Regions from separate parts of the Homo sapiens genome. Here region 1 is linked to region 2. A link is a loop called in an ENCODE intact Hi-C map of the cell type or tissue named here. Cell type or tissue: MCF 10A. All regions are shown on one strand. Each heading gives the region's core, and the rest is flanking DNA. Links, peaks and the distances in the headings are about the cores only.

Region 1 (11,415 bases), core at 2,313-10,312, 290 kb after region 2:
TATATATAATGATTACACGGAATTATTAAGTAGAGATACATATATATCTAGATACTTATATAAATATATATACATGTATAGATACTTACATAAATATATATACACATATATATTTAGATACTTATATATTTAAGTATATACACATATGTATCTAAATACTTATACATAATATATAGACATATTTATGTTACAATTTACATAAAAATAACAGTGGAGTTTCTCTTAGTGGCAGTGGCAGGGTTATGGATGATTTTTAAATCTATTTTGTGTTGTGTTTGGGAAGTTTTTTTGTTTTTTGAATCAAAATTATACATGCTCACTGTTTAAGAATCGAAGTGTCTGTAAGGTTTGTTTTTAAAAATAACAGTCTTCCTTGTAATTTCCCTCTCTTCAGAGTTATCCCCTTTCAACTTCTTTAGCAGGTTTTGTGGCTTTTACCTTCTTTCCTCTAAAACTAATGAATTTTTTGTTGTACTACCTGTTGACTTTTCCGTTTTGATGTTATTTTTGGACTTTCTTTTCTACATCCCTCTCCAGCAGACACAGAAACCAATTTGCCTGATACTGTTATGTAGTACTTTTGGTTACATAAATATTCAGTGTGCAAATTTCATGACAATATAAATGTTTTTGTCATCTGAGTTATATAAAACACTACGATTTTTATGTCCTCCACTATTTTTGGTTTTCCTGGAATTATTGATGTTTCTGTTTTCTGTTTTCTTACTTTTCTAAGTATTTCTCATCAATGTAAATTTTTCATCATTTATCTAATTCTACTCTGTAGGCATACAGACATGTAACGCACTATGTAAATTACATCATCTTTGGAGGTATCCTTCAGTGCCTTCTGATGTCCTCCACTTTGGGCTGGTTGCCTTTGTACTACCCTACTGGCCCCTTTCAACATTACCCTGTGGGTAGCTTTGTCTTTTCTATGATTTTGGATCTCCTGTTTATTATGTCTCTACGTTTTCTTGGTTTATTCTCCTTCTTAGGTGGAACACAATCTTCAGAGGCACCCTGAGATAAGATGGGTGCTGAAAACGCACTTATTCTCCACTCACACTCAATAGATAGTTGGAGTGGACATAGAATTCTTCATTGGACATTACTATCCTTCATGATGTTGAGACATTCGTCCATTGTTTGTAGCTTTTGTGTTGCCCTTAAGAAATACGATGCATTCGGATTCCTGATCTTTTGTTTATATCCTTTATTTTTTTTCCTCTAACCCTTTAAAAGCTGCTAGGATAATGCTATTCAGAGTGTTTGGAAATTGCAAACATTCAGTTGTCTCACGTCATCCAGTATGGAGTATTTAATGAATATGTTTACCATGAAAACTCATGTCTCAGTTTATTTACCTCCCTCCAATGTTTATGATCTCTTTCTTTCTGTAACTCCTATTATTCAAATATTAGACTGAATGGCTTGTCGTCTAATTTTCTTGTCTTCTGTATTATATGGCTATTTTACTTTTACATTATTTTCAGGGAAGCCTCCTTAACATTATTTCCAAAAGTTCTATTAATTTAAAAAATCTCTAGAATCAGTTTTTAATTTTCAAGAGTGTTTCTTTTTTCCTAAATGTTCTCTTTCATAGCACAGTAAGGCTATTGATTTGGTTTTTGATTTTGCCCATTGCTGACTTTGTTTGTAGGACATCCTTTTATTTTCTTTTCCTCCTATTCCTCTTTCTCTGTCTCATCCTCCTTTTCTTCCTTCTCTCCTCTTTTGATTCTCCTTCTCCTCCTCCCCTTCTTCCCTTTCCACTCCTTCTCCTACTTTTTCTCTTTCTTCTTCTCCTCCTCAGGTTTTGACTAGTCATTTACCATTTGTTCATTTGCTCTCTAGCTTATAAAAATCTGTGTGTTATTATCTCCTCTTTTTTTGTGGATTTATTTCTTCAAAAATTCTTTTACTTTTTTTGTATTGAGTATTGGGGAGAAAGTCAAATATTTGCTTATTTGTTATGTTTGTCTAGAACAAATACTGCTATATATTTTATGATGAAAACATGTCGACTTTGGAATAATAACTACAAAAATCTATACTATGTTATTTAAAAAATATCCCCGGCAGATTTCTTTGTTTTACCCATTTTAGTTTTATTTACAAGTATACTAAATATTTTCTGAGTCTCATAATAAAACAAGAGATGTTTCCAAAAAACCAACACATTTAATCTCTTAGAAGTGAATGTTTATTTTTAAATAATATCAACAATATCCAAATTTTGTCCCCAAATTTATGAAGACTATAAATCCTTGACTTCTTCATTTAAAGACACTTACTAGACATGTTCTCTGTTCCGGGTCCTGTACTAGGTTCTGAGAAATAGAAAGATGAGTCAGGACAGTCTCCTGTTAAGAAACTGCAGGACTGAACAGAGAATTCTGGAGATAATTTTTATGTTGAAAAAGTTACAATCCAAAGGAAGTTGATTAATATATCCAGGGTCACATATTTACTGAGCTGGGGTTGTGATTTGGGGCCCATTTGATTTATCTATTACAAATATGTTGTGGCTTCATCTATTGTATATATGTGTGTGGTCTTGTGGTGGTGCCAGTATGTTTGGTAATACAGCGGTGTTCGTTTTGGCTGTTCTAAGGCTGTGCTTTGATTCATGATCCCACATAGCCTAGGAACTAACGGTGCACATGAAGAAGTCAGTCTGCCTAGATTTGATTCCTGTGTAATTATAAGCCCTGTGGTGCCTCGATTTGTTTCTGTGTAAATGGGGATGATGATAGCAGTTAGTTGATAGGGGTATAGTGAATATTACAAGCATTAATATATTTAAGGGGTTTGGGAAAAATACTTGGCAATGGAAAACACTGCTCAAGTTTTAGCTATTATTATGGCCTGAGTTGTGCCAGCTTGCCTCCCTCAAATTCATATGTTGAAACCCTAACACTCAATGTGACTACATTTAGAAATGGGGCCTTTAGGGAGGTAATTAAGGTGAAATGGGGTCCTGAGGATGGGGCCCTAATCCAATAGGGCTTTTGTCATTAAAAGAGGAGGAAGAAGCCAGATGCAGTGCCTCACACGTGTAATCCCAGCACTTTGGGAGGCCGAGGCAGGCAGATCACCTGAGATCAGGAGTTTGAGACCAGCCTGGCAAATATGGTGAAACCCCGTCTCTACTAAAAATACAAAAATTAGCTGGGCATGGTGATGGATGCCTGTAATCCCAACTACTCGGGAGGCTGAGGCAGCAGAAACACATGAACCCTGGAGGCAGAGGTTGCAGTGAGCCGAGATCAAGCCACTGTACTCCAGCCTGGGTGACACAGTGAGACTCTGTCTCAAAAAATAAGAAAAATAAAGAGGAGGAAGAGACACCAGAGAGCTTGTTTGCTCTCTCCGTTCTCAGAAAGAAGTCGTATGAGGACACAGTGAGCAGGTGGCTATGTACAAGCCAGGAAGGGAGGCCTCTTTAGAAACCAACCCTGACCACTCCTTGACCTTGAGATTCTAGCCTCCGGAACAATAAGAAAATAAATTCCTGTTGTTTAAGCAATGCAGTCAGTGGTATTTTGTTATGGCAGCCCAAGCAGACTAATACAGCTGTCATTATTTGCCTACTGACTTGCACTGGATGTTCTTACTTGCTGCTCATCATCTCTTCCATCTGTGATAGTGGTCCTTTTGTGACTCCGGTGTCATCCTATCCTCATCAATGATACAGATTTACTTAAAGCATTTAGCTAGATTTTTAGAATCCAAAGAGTTATTAGACATTGTCTGAGTTCTTAAATTTAATATTTATTAAATTGGTCAACTGACAATTTTAGGGATTGTTTTCCTAGGTCCAAAAAATATTCAGGGAGGAAATGGGTCTTGAAGTATAACTCTAAGGAGTTATTGAAATAAAGGAGTAAAAATACTCAATATGGTCAGGTGCGGTAGTTCACGCCTGTATTCCTAGCACTTTGGGAGGCCAAAGCAGGCGGATTGCTAGAGCCTAAGAGTTTGAGACTAGCGTGGGCCACATAGCTAGACCTCATCTGTACAAAAAAATACAAAACTTAGCCGGATGTGGTGTCACACAACTGTAGTCTCAGATACTTGGGAGGTTGAGGTGGGAGGATCACCTGAGCCCAGGAAGTCGAGACTGTAGTGAGCTGTGATTCTGTCACTACACTCCAGCCTGGAAAACGGAGTAACACTCTGTCTTGGAAAAATAATAAATAATAAAGCAGAAATTGAGTGAGAAAATCTTAAAAGTTGGGAAAGTAGTGTCACTTTCTACCTGTGTCCTTGGACAAGCCACTTAACCTTGCTCAGTTTCAGTTTTTTTATCTGTGAAAGGCAAGGATATTAATAGTGCTTGATGAGTTGTCCATTTAAAAATTTCAAAATAATTGTCAAATAATATTTATGAATATTATTTGAAGATGTTTATCATGTATTTGAGGTAAAACCAATAAAGCAAAAATAGAGGGAGATCAGAAAAATGTTGGGGAGGAAGAGTCGGGTTAAATTTCGGAGAACCCTATGGGTCAGAAGTTTCAGGGTTCATTCTATTGGCACTGAGGAAATCTTGAGTTTGTAAGCATGGACATGGTATGGTTTTAGGAAAATTCATCTGCAATCTTACAGCAGAATATTTTTAGGCAGTGAGAAAGTAGATACATACAAATTAGCAATGTTTTACAATATTCTAAGAGAAAGAGGAGATAGATTAGTTTTATGGTAATTATACTAGGAATATAAGAAAGAAATACTATAAACATAGTAGCTTCAGGTTTGACCGCTAAATAGATGTGAGAAAGTGGTCAGAATCAAGTATGATTATGAGATTTTTGAGCCTACCCTAGTATCAAAGAAAATAATGAATAATTTGTATTGCAGAGACAAATATGTTATTTTCATTTGAAGTAATTGTGTGTGTGTGTGTGTGTGTGTGTGTGTGTGTGTGTGTAATATGCAAATGGAGATACTTCAGCTATAGCTGACCATGAAGCTCAATGAAAACACCTAAGAGTGAATTGTACAGCTGCTTGACAACAGAAAAAAAGACTTTTAGAACATTACTGGTTAAGATGACAAGAATATAATTTTTTGGTTGCTTAATCACTTAAGCAATGAAAATTTGAGTCTAGTCAGATGTGGTCAGTAAAGCTTAAAATTAATCAGGTATGGTGGTGCTCATCTGTACAGCCCCAGCTACTCTAGAGGCTGAGGTGGGAGGAGCGAGCCTTGAGCACAGGATGTAGAGGCTGCAGTGAGCTGTAATTGCATCACTGCAGTCCAGCCTGGGCAACAGAGTGAGACCCTGTCTTCCAAAGGTGTCTACCTTTTTAAAAGGTAGTCACCTAAGACACTTCCAATTATAAAGACTTTATTGTTATGACAGCTTCAAACACAGGTGGATTAAAACAAATCTGTGTGTTAAATAGTCTTACATAAAACACAGAAAATTTAATCTTTTCTAAAATTTATATTAGTAGACTTCATTGTTCTTCATGTTTCTCAATTTAATTTTTCGATGGCTGGATTCAACAGAAATTTTGTCACTTGGGTAGTAAGTGGAAGGGACTATTACTTCAACTTCATCAAAGTGCAGTAGAGTAACTATCTGTCACACCAGCAAAGATAGATTTTCCAAAAGAAAATATTGAATACTTTGAGAACTAGTTATAGCTAACATTTTTTAAGTGATTACAAACTAAGATGCTGGATTTTTAAAAAATTGAGTAATTTACCCACCATGACAACAACAGATGATATTAACATCTTTATGGATGAGAAAAGCTAGTTTTATTGTTTTAAATCAATAATTCTTAATCCCAGCATTTTGGGAGGCCAAGGAGGGCAGATCACGAGGTCAGGAGTTCAAGACCTCGTTGAACTCCAGTTCAGCCAGTTCAGCCTGGCCAACATAGTGAAACCCCATCCCTACTAAAAACACAAAAAATTAGCAGGGCATGGTGGCGGGTGCCTGTAATCCCAGCTCCTCCAGAGGCTGAGGCAGGAGAATCCGTTGAACCTGGGACGGGGAGGTTTGAGTGAGCCTAGATCACACCATTGCACCCCAGCCCAACCGACAGTTCAAGACTTCATCTCAAAATAAATAAATAAATGCAAACAAAATAATAATGATAATTCTTGAACTTTGGTATATAACAAAATCACTTAGAAGAAGGTCTGGCCTTCTTTGCATTTTTACCAAGTCCCACAGGTGCTTCTGAATGCCACCCAAGTTTTAGAAGCACTGGCTAATAGTGCTTCTGGCTAATATGCTAATAACTTACACTTTTAACTAACATGCTCTACAGTTTCCAACTATATCTGCTCTTTCAAATCACTAGGATATTTATATAGTTTCTAAAACAAATATCTAAATCACTCCTTCCTCCTTTGAACAAAATGTACTAATGGTCTCTCATCATTTAGGTTTTTAGTTAACTCTATTATAAAGAAGTTTGCTATCGATGTTAGATAAAAATGTAACAAATATATGTTGTATTTTGATGAATTGTCACTGTAAGTTTTCTTATAGAAAAAGGATGAAAGTATTGTAGAAGTCATTCCTATATTGGAAGTGGTGTTTAAGTCAGTGAATTGCCAGATGCCTGCAAACTGTCGTGTCTACAGACCTGTGAGACTATGCACGGCCTCTCCAAAGCTTGAAATACAATACAATGAACCTTGAATAATGTCCTGCCCTTAAACACTGGACATTCAAATAATTTGCACTATTAAGAGTATAAAATAAAGATAAACATTAGCATTAGTAGTTTAACATAAAAACAATCTACTATACTGCTTTTCTGAATGGGTTTTTCAAACGAGATTTTAGGTTTCTATAGAAGCAGGAGTTTCAGCCCTCAAACTTGAGCCAACTAATTTTCTGATGAGACACTAACAACAACTACAAATGTAGTTAAAATTTTCTCTTTCTGGCCAGAAGGAATTTTTCCTGTATTTGGAGAAGAAAATGATGTTCAGCTTGTGGACGATTCTGAAAAGGCTCTGAGTAATGCTTAGGGACACATGACTGTAGCACCCCCTGCTGATGACTTCTGGGATTAAAGTTCATGTGATACTGGTTTCAGCTCCATGATTCCTCAAGTCATTTCACTTTGCTGGTGAGACAGAAAAGTAATGTTATCTCAACTTGTCTTATTCAACAATTAAATTCTATTAGTTTTACATTGAAATTCTAAATCCTAAGATTTATTGGGTTATTGATAATTTTTATCACCTGTTGGTAATCTATTCATTTCATTCATCCATTCAGCAAACACTGAGTGCCCACTCTCTGGCTGTTGATGTTTTAGTTGTATGAGATATAGCTGTTAACAAAACGAACTTACTTCCTTCATGGGGTTTACATACTGGGGTGGAGTGGGGGAAGAGAGGGTTAAAGATAGAGAAAGAGGGAGGAAGGGAGAGAAACAGGGAGGAAGGGAGAGGGAGAGGGAGAAACAGAGGAAGAGGGAGAAAGAGGGAGAGGGAAGGAGAGAGGAAGAGAGAGAAGTTGATATACAGCATGTCAGATGATGATAAGCATTATGGAGATATTAAAAAGAAACAAGGTAAGAAGAAAAGCAAATGCAGGTGAGGATTGAGAAATTCTTTTTTTTTTTTTTTTTTTACAAGATGGTCTTCATTTTATGAGATTTTTCTTCCCACACATTGAAATAATTCACTAAAAACAAGCAGTCCTCCCTCAGCAATTAGAGTAATAATAAGTCCCAATCAGAAGTCAAGCACAGAGGGGAGGCAGTGTTAGTCATGGGAGGCAGATCTGTTAACGGAGGGACAAGGCATATTTTTGGAGAAACTTTTATATTCAAAATCTAACAATCTTTACCTAGCATCAGTACTAAATTTGAAGAAGTACATGAGACCAAGTTCCTTTGTTCTATTTATTGTTTCAAAATCTGAATTGTTTGTCACTTACAGAGCAAGGAGAACAGAGCACTGTAAGAATGATCTCAAGGTCTTTGTGATCATTGTTACAAGGTCACAGCTGTTTGCACATTGTATTTCAAAATCTGAAAGTATGTTATCACAATCCCATTCTTAACATGAACACATCTACCCAATGGGTGGGGAAGGACTTTAGCTGTTTCTCTGTTCCAGTCCCCTGCCCTAGGACCACCCAGCTGGCAAGGGCCACATCCTGACCATCTCTTGTGGTCAGAGCACAGGGTGACCACATTTATGGAGCTCAAATGAGCCAAGTCTCAAAGCAATGGAATGAACAATTTGTTTCCACTTATGTTAAACCAGGGAAGAAAAAAAATCATTGAATACATTAAATAACATAGGTCAATAGAAAGAAATGTATTTCAAAAAGGATAGTCTGTTGCGAACACAAGATGACAGCCATAGCTTAGGACGTTGACTGCCTTCAGTTCCCCTGTCTGCTCTCCCTATCAGTGCTACACCCAGGGTCAAACCCAACTCTAGATCAATCAAGGGTCTGCCTTTTCAACATCTACACCCATGCTGCTATGTATGCTCAAGAAAAATCACACACTTTTATGGGATTAGAAAGTGACAAACGTATGATCCTCAAAATAGCCTGGAAAATTCTCATTGTGTTTCTAGTCAATTCCATCTCCTATTTTTAACTTTGGCTTCTCTTCTCAACTGCTGACCTTATCACAACCCTTCCCTCAGGAGAAGAGCTAACTTTTTATTGCAGGCAGAAAAGAGAAAATACCTGATTGTTATTCCCTAAGCATCCTATCACCTATAAAGGTATCTGCATCTACTTAATCCTTCCTAATTCCTTCCTACTTTAGTGGGAAAGGTCTTCTCCTTGCTGTTCAAGGATGATCCTTTCTCAAGTATTCCCGTATTCTCAGTGACATGGCACCATCCTTCATCTATTCATCTCTTCATTCCCTTTGCCTACTGGCTTCTAAGGCTCTATGAAAATAATAAGTCAGTGGGCTTTGGAGAAAACCTGTAGAGAGTTCCTCTCAAACTCAATTTCCTCATTTGTCAAATGGGGATCAGAGCTCCTCTCTTACAGTGTCTTTGTAAGGATTAAGTGATGCAATATAAAAATCACTTGGAGCACAGCAAATATTCCAGAAACCCGACAGTTTGTGTTACTCCTGTTGCAGTGTACTACCAATTTATTTGTAATAGTCCTTTACAAAGCACGTTTACATGCCTTTCCAATTCTATCCTTACAAAAGCTTATAATATAAGCAGGACAGATCTAGAAATTGATTCAAAGTAATAAATTTTCTTTCTCAAGGTCACGGAGCTAGGTGGTGGTGGATTTAGGACTCAAAATAAGATTTTCTGAATCCTGCCTGCTTCATTGCTTGTGCACCTACATTTACTGCCTTTTTAGTTTTTGAATCCTTATGGGAAGTATGCTATCAGTTGTGGATTTGGACTCATTTGAACTCAGGAGCTAATGAACTGCTTTTGTTATAAAATAAAATTGTATTTCTCTGTGCAGATATCATTTGTGTTTTTCTTTGTATCGTGGATTACTTACAAGTTTGATGTTCTTTATGTATGCAAAGTGGGATAGGCATTAAGTGCATTACCTGAAGCAAAGACTACAGCTGTGTGAGGTTGATGAAACTACAATAGATTTCACAAAGTGCTTTTTGTGAACAAAATTCTAAACACTTATGACAAAGTCTATATAACATATGGTCTAGCATCCATTTAAATTTGCAAATGTAAAACATGCACAAAGAGGAAATATGTGAGTTTTATTTTCTTTCTCAGTCTTTTTTAATAGACTCCAGGTTTAAAGGAATTTGGGGAATTAAGTTAGTTCAGTTTGCTATTTTCAAGATTATATATGGGTCACCTGAATTTCAAGATACTTCATAGCTTGTGTTAACAACTTACGTCAGTATGAAATAACTTTATGGACATGGTTTCTTTATTTCGTTTGGGGGAGACAGAACTGTATATTTCTTGACCTTCTAAAAAACTGAGATAACAAATGAATACTCAGGAATATGTGTCATGGTACTGGCATAAATTAATGTTAGAGAGCAGAATTCAAAGAATTCTGGGAGGGTTAGGATTGCTACGGTTGAAGAAAACTGCCTTACATAAGATCATGCCTGATCGTAAGGGCAGCCCACATCCAGTGGCCAATAAATGGAATTGTATAAAGGCTTGGCCTTCTTGCCTCAATTCACAACTGCTCTGAAGGATGTCAAAGAGAAATACTTAATAGCACTAGACGCTTATTAAAAGTGGCAAGGCTGATTTATTCAGCCTTCTGCAGTAGGAAAGAGACACTCCATTAAAAACTATGCTCACTTCCAACTAAGACAAAATTAACTAGGAGAAAATAGAGAGAACAAAAAAGGGCTATAAGGAAGTAAAATAAAGTAACTAAAGGGGACTGGGGGCTATGGGGAAGTGAAAAAATATGTGATGGGGGATAAGTGGAAAATTATTGAAAATCATTTGGCAATGTACATTGGGACAATGTGCACTTTGTTACATTTTCTTGAGCAAAGACTCAGCCTAGGGGCTGGTGCCACCTCTAGAAATACCACCTAGGGGAGGTAGGAGTCAGGCTAAAGTTTGGCCAAGTCTCTCAGCACTGTGTTCAGGCAGGTCCTTTGTGCCACCTGGAAGTTCACAGTCCACAAGGTGCACACCTTTGAGACTACAATGACATCCAACTTCTCCCTCTGCTCAATCAATCCTCCATCCATTCTCCAATCTTCACAGGTACAGATCCCAAGAGCTCTAATGAACATCCTGTATGCTAGACTCCAGCTGAGGCGGTTTCTCAGGTCCTCCAGCTTCTTATGTTTCTCATAATTATAACCCATGGGCATTTCATACATTTGAAATGGAAGATTCTTTTTTCTCTCTGCAGACATCTTGCTAATTAAGTAAAAGATTACTATAGCCTTGGAACACGTGTCAGCTATAGGATTGTAGCACTTCCTTTCTGCTAAAAAGATGTGGTTCCTTTTGGCTGACACATTTTAAGTCATTTGTGGGTAAATTTCTACACATTCTATGCTTGACTTTTTGTATGTGTGTTTTTTTATTACTGAAATGATATATTATATTCCTAAATAACAGAAATGGATCAATTGTTCAAAGGCCATCCACTAAATCATAAATATAGAGACATAGTAACATAAATGCTACAACTCAAACAACATTATAAATATAATCTACTACCTTTTAAGTACAGAATAAATTACATGGGTATAGCATGTAAATCTGACATGGTGTTTTTACACAAGCAGTCATAAAAGTTGCCAACAGGAAGGAGAACTGTATATAATAGAATTGGATTTTACTGGACCAATAAAGTGATTCATCTACCTCTATTCTTTGGAACATTGTTTGTATTGAAAATTTGTTGAATAGCATCAAGAAACCAATGAAGCTATCACATATTTTTAAAACAAAGCACAGTGATCTCGCTAGTCA
Region 2 (10,941 bases), core at 1-8,000:
TGAATCTTCCAAAGTGGATTATATTAAGCAGGTATTAGATTTAGGAAAACCTTTCCATTTCTTAAAGTATTATCAAGTGTCAAGATCAGCAAGTGTCCTTAAGTCAAACAGGTTTTTTTTGTTGTTGTTTTTGCTTTGTTTCCTTTTTTAGAAAGTTCTAGAAAATAGGAAAACGAAAAATTTCATTGAGATGAGTAGTGCATTTAATTATTTTTTAAAAAACTTTTTAAGTACTTGAATTTTATATCAGGAAAACAAAGTTGTTGAGCCTTGCTTCTTCCGTTTTGCCCTTTGTCTCGCTCCTTATTCTTTTTTTGGGGGGAGGGTTATTTGCTTTTTTATCTTCCTGGCATAATTTCCATTTTATTCTTCTGAGTGTCTATGTTAACTTCCCTCTATCCCGCTTATAAAAAAATTCTCCAACAAAAATACTTGTTGACTTGATGTTTTATCACTTCTCTAAGTAAGGTTGAAATATCCTTATTGTAGCTACTGTTTTTAATGTAAAGGTTAAACTTGAAAAGAAATTCTTAATCACGGTGCCAAAATTCATTTTCTAACACCATGTGTTAGAAAATTATAAAAAATAAAATAATTTTAGAAAGTTTTGTTGTTCTATTATTGGTGTTTATCTTCCAACGTGAATACATGATGGAATTGTCTGAAAGAATGAAGCCTTTGATTTTTCATTTTGCTTAGTAGATTTAATGATATACGAAACTATTGAATTATAAATGAAATTATAAAATCTTCAATTTTAGGATGACTAGGGATTTGATCTAACTCGTTTTCCAAGTGAGAAAATAGAAGCCAAATGTTATTCAATATAGGTTTATTTGTTTATTAATATTTTCTGGGTCTCTATTATGGGTCAGGCACTGTTCCAGGCACCAAGGATATGTTGATGAAGAAGACATTATAGTCACTGTGAGATGGACTTAAAAAGATAAGGAAGTTGGTTCTACTCCTGTTCTCTTCTTTGGCGACACTTAATACCCAAAGAAAATTTCTACTATCCATCAACTAGGATAAGGAGACATTTTAGTAATGATTTGTGAATTATGTTACTGTACATCAGGAATGGTTTTCAAAATATGTAACACCTGGTATGATGTAGATGCCAACTCATCGGAACAGACTCTGGTTATAAAAGCAGATCGGTTCGTTCCTACCAGTGCAAGCCAGCTTAATATCTCTTGTGGTACAGTTCAAAGACATCTCCCAGGTACTAGTTATTTTCCATTTTGGTATCCATGGGTGGTTACTTAGCATAACTATTTCAGTCTCATGCCATGTTTTCAGAAATGGGATCCAGGTAGTCTATTGAGCACAGTTTTTTTGTCTTTCCTCTTATCCTACATTCCATGAAATAATATAAAATGTAGCTTTAAAAAGATGATTCATAATTACTGAGAGAAAATTAGAAAAATTCCCATAAGTAGATTAAAAAATTTGAAAAACGGAAAACGAGTAGAATTGGAAGGATGGAGAAAAATACAGCTTGAAACACACAGAGCAGAAGATACAGAAAGTACATCTATTGTTTGATTCATTCATTTTATGCAATATAATAAAGGCTTTTTAAAAAAAATACACACACACACCCATATATATAAACAATTATCCCCTGAATAATATGGGCGTTAGAGGCACTGATCCCCATGCAGTCGAAAATCCACATGTACCTTTTGACTCCCTCAACACTTATCAACTAATAACCTACTGTTGACTGGAAGCCTCACTGATAACATAAACAGCTGATGAACATTTATTTTATATGTTATATGCATTATACACTGTATTGTTACAATAAGCTAGAGAAAACGTTATTTAAAAAATTATAAAGAAAGATAAAATATATTTACTATTCATTAAGTGGAAGTGGATCATCATAAAGGTTTTCATCCTTGTTGTCTTCGCGCTGAGTAGGCTGAGAAGGAAGGGGAAGAGGAAGGGTGTCTCAGGGGTGGCAGAGACAGAAAAAACCGGCATACACATGAGCCCGCGTAGTTTAAGCACATGTAGTCCAAGGGCTTATTGTGTATCTGCAACAATCAGATATCTCTGACAGATGAACCTGATAAAGTCACACTATTTAGAGTATGATACCATTTATGTTAAAAACAAAATACTATATATGTGTGCATAAACCTACAGAAAATTTCCTAGAGAGGAACAACTCTGGAGAGTGGTATGAGATCACGGAGGAGTAAATAGGATTTATGCCTTTTACGTTTTACACTTGTGTTTTTGAAATATTATAGAAATATATTTGTATATTGATTGTTTAAAGAAAAAAAGACTAGAAGGAAAAGGAGACATTCACGTAACTAATTTGAATAAATGGAAGCATATGGATGTCAATAGTAACCGTGTGTGTGTGCGCATGTGTGTGTATGTGTATACATACATTACCAAGGTGCTTTAAATGCTCACCGTGGTAGAATTTTTTCTAATTCTTAATGCGCATAGGAATCAATATGAATATTTTCCTTAATATAGATACTTCAGTAGTCATCCAGTGCATTAATCTTCATTCTGCTTCATCTTTGAAAACACTAGTAATTTATCTGTATTGGTAACTTAACTAAGAGGTCAAATATCCTTCTATGGAATAGAAATGTGGAAAACAATGAACATATGAGTTGAGTGGTCCATCCTCGTCACAGAATCTCTTTATGTACTCACTTCTGTTTTCCTGTCTGACATACGTATGTCTTGATTTATTTGCTTTTTATGCCCTAAAGCCCATTTTACATGACATGCTGGTAACTTGTCATTCATTTGGAATTTGGAATGGTTATTCAACAGATGTCTTAAAGTTTCAGAAGAGCCCAGTAGAATTTTTAGTCATAATTGAGTCTGTGTAAATAACTCCCTCTGACTAGACTAGAGGTTAACTGTTGCGGAATATTGAAGTCTTCAAGACTTCATGAAAGCAGTGTATCAAACAGAACTGTTTGTTTTGTGGTCTTTTAGAATAGCAAGCCACAGCATTATTTAAGAATAATTATTAACAAAAAGCCATTGGGAAGAAAAATAGGGAAATGTATAAAACTTTTTAATGCAATGAGTTTTGGATTAAAATAGAAGTACACTAAGAAATAATGAGAAGAGAAAATTGTACATGTAGAAATGCTTTAAAAATGTGAAGTATTGCATAATTACATTATTTTGATAAAATAAATTAGACTGGGAATGTAAGTAAACAGGCTAGGGATTTGTGAACTTTATAAGTCTTAAATCTTTCTAATAGCATTTAAAAATGTACGCAACATCACTGTTCATCAGAGAAATGCCAATCAAAACTACAGTGAGATATTATCTCACCCTAATTAGAATGTCTTATATTCAAAAGACAGGCAATAACAAATGCTTGAGAGGATGTGGAGAAAAGGGACCCCTCCACATTGGGACCACTGCTGTTGAGAATGTAATTAATTACAACCACTATGGAGTACAGTTTGGAGGTTCCTCAAAAAAACTAAAAATGGAGCTGCCATATGATACAGCAATTCCAGTGCTTGATATATACCCAGAAGAAAAAGAAATCAGTGTGCCGAAGCAATATCTGCACTCCTGTGTTTGTTGCAGCACTGTTCACAATAGGTAAGATTTGGAGACAGCCTAAATGTCCATCCACAGATGTATGGATATATTTTTGTTTTATTCTTAATATATTAAAATAGATCAGGAAACATTCATTTGGAAAAGTGGTTTCATTCCTGACAGATATTATTGAAGTGGTGGTAATGTTTGTTTATTTAATAATTCAAGAGACGATGAGTTTAGCATGCTAGTCTATCTTCACTGAAATTTGGTTGACTCAAAATCTGAATACTCTCTTTTGAAAATTAGAAGTTTCTGCCTGTTTAACAATACAAAACACAAATAATCAACTGAAAGAATTATTTTAGAAGATATAATGGATGATCCTCTAGTCAATATTGGATAACAAAATAAGGATGTAATGTAACCATTACATTTTGTAATGGTTAATGAATTATTCTGTGATTAATTACAAAATAATTTTGAAAGACATTTTAACACTGGTTTAAAGTCACTAAATCTGGGATCGTGATGTGAAATGACAGAATAATTCTGCATCTACTGAAGACAATTTATATATGATAAAGCTCAATAACTGCTAAGTGAGAACTGGACAAATTAAATGATAGTTTTCTTCTGATAATTAATGTTTGGAGAATTGATTAATTTTAAATAGTGCATATTTGCAAGATGAGATTATCCTATTTTATTAAATTATTTTCGTCTGTATTTACATAGTTTTTGTATCTTACAAATCTTGCCAAATTGTGACATCACAGCTCCACCTTGTGGTCAAAATAGTTAGCTAAATTTAAAGCAAATGCAAGAGCTTTATAAAATCATGCTATCAAATTTTTTCCCAAAGGCTAATACTAATAAAATGATAAATATTGGATGCTTTTATTCAGGAATTATTTATATATTTTTAAGTATGATACAATACAACATTTTAAAAGGAAGAATTGTGACACCTTATTCTGAAATAAGGAGTAGCTAGCATATTTCTAGTTAATACTGTTGAAGTGATTTGTTTTCTGTTTTTATCTAATTTGTAAACTGCTAATCTATGTTCAATAGAGAATATTTACTTGGATTAATAATAAAATAAGCATAAGAGTAGTCAGATTCGACTACAACTGATAAAGCAATTTGTTTAGAGTAGATAAAATTACTTAATTTACATAATATTAAAACAACAGCTCCATAGGGTCCTATTGTAAAAACAAAATTTTAAAAATTGTTCTTTGTTAGGAAAAGGTCAATAGTAATTTTTCTTTATTATCAGTACGGAACTGGTAAGTGCAACAATGAGGACAAGAGTCTTGTAGTAAAATTTGGGTGATTCAGATACTGTGAAAGTTACAATCCTTGTTTTGACTTTTTGAAGATTAACAAAATTTATTCCTGCTGAAGTTATGCACTAAATTAGTTCTAATTTACTCCAGCTGTTGCACATTTACTTACTGACCACACAGCCACGCTGATCACCCTTTTCTTCCTTTGGGTCACTTAGTGTCTTGGCTGCTGGATGAAATCAAGGGGATCTTCAGCTAATGCTAGAGTGGCATCATTGATTTTCATATTGTCTCAGACAGCTTTCCCATTGACCTATGAGCCAAGAGGAGAGGGAATTTTAAAAATATGTGTTTTTGAAACGATTTTGTGCCTGTGATAGCAAGTCGACAAAGATGGTCCTCAATGAACCATGCCTCCCAGTACTCATACCATTGTGAACCCAGGTGGGTCCTTTGTAACCAATAGAATGCAGTAGAAGTGACTGCCTAATTTCCACATTGAGTTATGAGAAGCTTTGTGGTTTTGAGCTCTTGGAACATTTACTGTTAGGGCATTCTCTGTAGAATCCAGGTACCATGCTGTGCCCATGCCACATGGCAAGGCCATGTGCAAGCACTGTGGCCAACAGCTGAAACCAAGCTCCTGCATCAACTTCTACCACATGAGTGAATTATTTGGACATCAGTCCCAGACAAATCCCAGTTCAGATGAATATAGCTCCTGTCAACATCTGCCTGCAACCACATGTGAGACCCCTCAGCCAAGAAACACCCAGCTGAGCTAAGCAAACCCATACAGAACTATAAAAGATGATAATTTATTGAGTCACTAAGTTTCCACATGGTTTGTTACACAAAAATGGATAACTGAAACAGGATTAATTGCCTATAATGTATCTCTAATAGGCTTTCCTTCTCAGAGCACTTTGCATACTGGATTGTTACTTACCTTTCATTCTCCTCAATAAGGCCGTGGGCTCCTTGAGGGCAAGGACTGGGTCTTATTCCACCTTTTCAGTTTTAGCATATAGTCTGGCATATAGTAGGTATTTGTGTGTTAACTGGAAGTTGGTTTTATATCTGAAATTTTATTGTATTTGAATCAAAATGATCCCTGAGGGGGAATAGGTGTTTTGAATTTAAGAGGTAGCCAAAAAATAAACCTATGTGTACTGTAGTTGTGTGAAGTAAAGATGTGTGAAATATTGTACAGTTTGTCCCTGAATAAAGGAATATGTAGGTGGCCTCAAGTTGGATACAGTGATGCACTAAGACAGTATAAAAGGAAACTGCTATCACTGTTATCCTCAGCATTCTGGGCCAAAGGACTGAGAGAGGGAGGGTTCAGTTTATGAGTAATTTGCTTAGTGTATGCTTACTGTGTGTATTTGTATTAAACATTCAATAAGTGTTTCAAATTGAATTTACTTTTATACATCTTAAAGCAGTTTTCTAAAAGGTGCTTTAAAAAGTGTTATTTTATATAGTGACTACAAATTCTATATCTTATCCTCTAAGTTTAAACTAGAAAATAGTTCTAAAATAGAAATATGTGAAGACAGTGGATTTTCAAATGCCAAGGAAAGTGTAGCTTTGATATGTACTGACTCTGGAACTAGTGTTGTTACCCCAGTTACAGATTCGATTGCCCATTGGGTGTGGCCTTTCTTGGTTTTGACCAAATGTCATTTTAACATCTATTCAGTCTGGTCTTAAAAATGTGATAAATAATGGAATGAAAACTTTATAATTTCAGAATTATGGACCTGTAGGACTCTGTTCAAAATATGAATTATTTAGGAAAGTTATAACTGTGATGATGTCAGAAAAAATAGAACTTAGAACCTCTCTTGAGGTTCTTGTGAAGTCCTATTTTTTAATCAATATAGAGGAGCTATTTTTAAAATTGGTAAGTGAATTGCCCAATCTGAGATATTTAAAAGGTACCAAAGAGCAAATTTAAGTGCATAAAGTAATAAGAATTAAGAGGGAGCAATGAGATTCAGGAGTTATGATTAATTATATTTCAAGTAGGTATGTGGAGAATGAACATAAACACATCTAACTTGCCATCTAACTTGCCATTGATTAGAGGGGTTTCATCTAATTTGGGACATTTGTTTTGACATTAAATTTTCTAATCTATTATTTTTGGACAGAATATCATCTACACTGTATTCTAGACAGTTTCATCCTCCAATAGATTTTCTTGCAAATTTTTAATCCAATGTTACATTATTTTTTTAAGTTCTAAAATGAAGACAGAACAAGAATTACAGAACATGTACTTGTCTGTATTACATAATTAATTAGTGTCCTCTCTCAGATGCTTGTAGCCCTGAATCTTAATCTTCATTGAGGGTTTACTTTTGTTGACAGTTACATGTATAGCTAGCTGAATATACGTGGGCTTCCCAGATTTCCTACCTACCAATAGTTAGGTGGGATTATGGAACTGCTTTTGGCCAGTGGCCAATGAATGGAAGTTATGTGGATTACTTGCAAAGCCACACATTTATGAGCCCGTTTTAGAGACCTTGAAGCATATGTATTGAGATGCCTGGATCTCTGAATCACTATTTGGAAGTAAGTTGTCCTTAATAGCTGCTAGGACCACAACAGATTTATACGAGAGAGAAATGAAGTTTTCTATGTTAAGCCACTGAAGTTTCAAGGCTTGCAAGACCGCTTATTTTAACCTGACTAAAACAACAATCACATGTGTGAGAAAAAGATATACACTTTATTAGGAGAAGATGAATTTAGGTTTATGTTGATTTACAAATAATAAAAATCTAGAGTTATCTTAGGATTTTGTGATTTAATTTGTGTCATCGAACAATAGAATCTGAGGACTGGAAGTAGTGTTAAAAGCTATATAGTCCAAAGTCTGTCCTACCTCTACCCTAAACAAATCATCTTTCAGGCTTTCCTGGTTGTTGATCACCCAGGTTTACTTGAAAACTTCATTTAGTGAATGTTCATGAGTATCTGTTACAAGCCCATGTACCTGAAATTACAAACATGATTTAGATATCAACCCTGCATTACAATCTGGTGACAGGCAATTTACTGCATTCTAACACAGAAACAGCAAAGCTTTTCTCATAACTGTAATGAAGACTGTCTTTTGTAACTTCTTTGTAAAGTTTATGTGGGTACACTTGGAAATTATATGAAAAACCTAATACCTTTTAATATGGGTTTATAAAATATTTAACAGCCGTAATCACAACAGTTGCCTCCCACCTACCACCCCTCTATGCCTCACCTTATTACCTTTTCCACATTTAAAAATACCAGATTCTTCACTAGTCTTTGTCTGACCACCCTCACTGCTCCTCCCAGCTGACTGGCTTGCTGATTTTACAAAGTCCTAGTATCAGTATCACTCTCCTCTACATTTGGAATGGTTTATCAACATAGCTGTGGAAGGGTGGTGGCCAGATCTGAACTTAATATGCTAGGTAGTACTAGGTATAAGTGGTATAGAAGCAAAGAGAAGACTCATTCATATTTTGTATTTTTTGCTAATAAAATTAAGTATCAAATTACTTTTGGTGAGGGATGGGCAACTGTATTGTACTGCTGATAATTTGCAGTCAGGAAAAATTTTGTTTTCCTTCTCATAACAACACTGTTAAGCCATGATTCAGTTTACTTTCACATTTTTCTTGAGCCAAGTATAGAATGCTATTAAATTAAATTTTATTGGTTTTAAATTATAATTTTAGCCTGTTTCAATCTTTGTGAAAGCTAATTCTATCACTCAACATAATTAAGTTATTCTCCTCTTGGGCTCGTGCCACCCAAAATGATGAGCTAGCTTTCGACAACTGAGTCTTGGTAATTTACAAAACTGTTCAGAAAGACGAACCAAAATTTGAATGGCTTGCTGTGTTCTGTATAAATTTATAATCGAAAGTCTGATCATGGCTACAGGTTTTTTTTTTTTTTTAACTTGTTCTGTTTTTCAACAAACAATATACTTATTTGCAATTAAATGAAAATAAAGCATTGAATTCTGAAGTTTTAGAGAATGACCTTAGAGATTTTTAGTGGTTGTCAGCCTTAGCCTCCTATTAAAATCATCTGGGAACTATTAAAAGCATTTAATGTTGTGACCCTACCTAGACCTATTAAATTCCATTCTCTGGGGTGAAGCCAGGCCATCAGTTATTTTAAAAGTTCTCCAAGTGCTTCTAATGTGCAGCACAGGTTGGGAGAATCTGATCTAGCTTAGCACTTAAAGGTTATAGTGCTACCACTACATAACACTTCTATATTGAGTTTACTGTAGTATATTAATGGAGCTATCTTAAGTGGAAAATGTCTGATCAATCATTAAATAGCAATCTAAGTGAAATCTATAACTAAAATTTCTATCTGGAAAGACAAAAAGAAAAACCAACTTCTCTTTGAGGGTATGCTATACCCAGAGACTTGGCTAGTGCTAAGGAGGGCATGGTAGACTTCCCGAGGTCACACAAAGAACAAGCAGCTCATGCTTGGTTCTACCCAATAGTCTGAGTCCCCTCAGTCACTCTGTTTTAGCCTCTAAACCACTAGGACGTGATTTGAGAAATTTCATGAAGCCTCAAGGTGTTCTTTCAGGTTATTTGTACAATGGGGAAGAAAATATCTATAGTTCAACCTCTTTCCCATACTCATGACAGATCACCTGGCCTGTGCTTCAGTATTTTACAGATTGTTCATCTGTGGCTGAAAAGCTCTTATCAAAATGCTCTTACTTTTATTGAGCTGATAAAGTTGCCATCCTAACTTCTATCCATTGGTTCTGGCTCTGCCTCCTGGAGGAACACAGACTATGTTGATTGTCTTTTCCCTGTGTTAGCAATGCAGATGGATTGTAATTTTCCTAAATCTGCTCTTCAAGAAAAGATTTCAAGTTTTGAAAACCATATCATCATCCTGTCCTCGGTGACACCTGTTTCTCTCCTTTGTCAACATCACCTTTCACAATGTGTCACCTGGATAGCAGATCGAACAACCTGGCTATAATAGTGGTTCTGATAGCCTCCTTTGATCTCGTCATTGTATTCTAGAAATGAAGCCCAAGATTTTATGTATTTTTACCGCGGTCATACCACGTTGATTTAAAAGATCAATGATTTTCAAGCCAGGCTGGACATTAAAATCACTTGGGAGAGCTTTGAAAAAATATAGCGATATCCTGTTTTACCCTTGATCAATTAAATCAGAATCTCTGGGGATAAGGCCCAGGTACAGTGATTTTTAAAAGTACTTCAATGACCCTAATATGCATCTAAGTGAGTTCTATCCTTAAATGTGGTTTCTCTCAATTTGTAGGTAAATACAATATTTTGTTGTTGTTTGAATGTAAATATCAGGCTTTTGATCTGTTCTAGTTTAATTTTCTGATAATAGTAGTCCCAGAATTTTCAAATGCAATTCTTTAAGATTGCAATGAAGTTAGAACTCTTACGTTACTGTTTATGTCCACAAAATGTTTAGAAAAGTTTGAAAAGGATTTTGAAAAAGATTAACAGTGTTAATATTTCTTATATTGTTGGGTTTATGCATAATATAATTTGGTTAATATGTATCATAAATAAAAGTATTTTAAGATCACATTGTGAACTTGTATCATCATTGATAGCAAATGACATAGCTCATAAGCATGGGATCCAAAATTGGTTTTCCAAATTTAAGGACTTTCCAAGTAAAACAAATTTTAATGCTATGCTCATTGCTTCTCTTTTTATTTAAAACATTGGGTTTTAAGACATAACCAAAATAAACTACTTTTTATTCCTTTGACTTTAGATATCTTTCAGCTGTTAAAAGGAGTGTTGTTTCATAAAGCCTGACAGAAAACTTTCAGTCTCTCTCATCTGAAATTAATCACAGTATTGAATAAGAGTTACCCGGAACAACTGCAATGATTTAAATTTGTGACCCTGGATCATTTGGCAAAGGCATTTTTCCCCCAAAGTTTTTAAGATTGCCTGAGTATTTCAGCATAGTGAATAGAATTTTATAAAAATCAGTGTTATTAGCCATTTGCATAAAAGGCAAGTAGCAACCTTCATGGTATCCCCCATTATTCTTGAAA

The links. Hi-C counts contacts between places; a loop is a spot of excess contacts. Peaks named below come from ENCODE experiments on the same cell type or tissue, not always from the same donor. Only the 100,000 strongest peaks of a DNase experiment are listed, where the experiment ranks them.
Region 1: a loop joins it to region 2, with 22 times the contacts of the local background. A loop is called at or near these places in 7 of 110 quality-filtered maps.

What each region holds. Positions count from the first base shown.
Region 1 is chr3:145,772,577-145,783,991 of GRCh38, reverse strand. No RefSeq gene overlaps it. Among named protein-coding and RNA genes, the nearest start is that of LNCSRLR, 290 kb to the left of the region's middle. In MCF 10A, for the core only: a CTCF peak has its summit at 7,034 (motif pointing left); a DNase peak (open chromatin) is centred at 7,011.
Region 2 is chr3:146,059,103-146,070,043 of GRCh38, reverse strand. It overlaps PLOD2 (procollagen-lysine,2-oxoglutarate 5-dioxygenase 2), which reads left to right. Exons shown (of 20, transcript NM_182943.3): 20 at 1-604. LNCSRLR (lncRNA sorafenib resistance in renal cell carcinoma associated) reads left to right here and starts at 859. Exons shown (of 2, transcript NR_146297.1): 1 at 859-1,225; 2 at 3,359-3,700. In MCF 10A, for the core only: a CTCF peak has its summit at 4,345 (motif pointing left); DNase peaks (open chromatin) are centred at 2,813 and 4,333.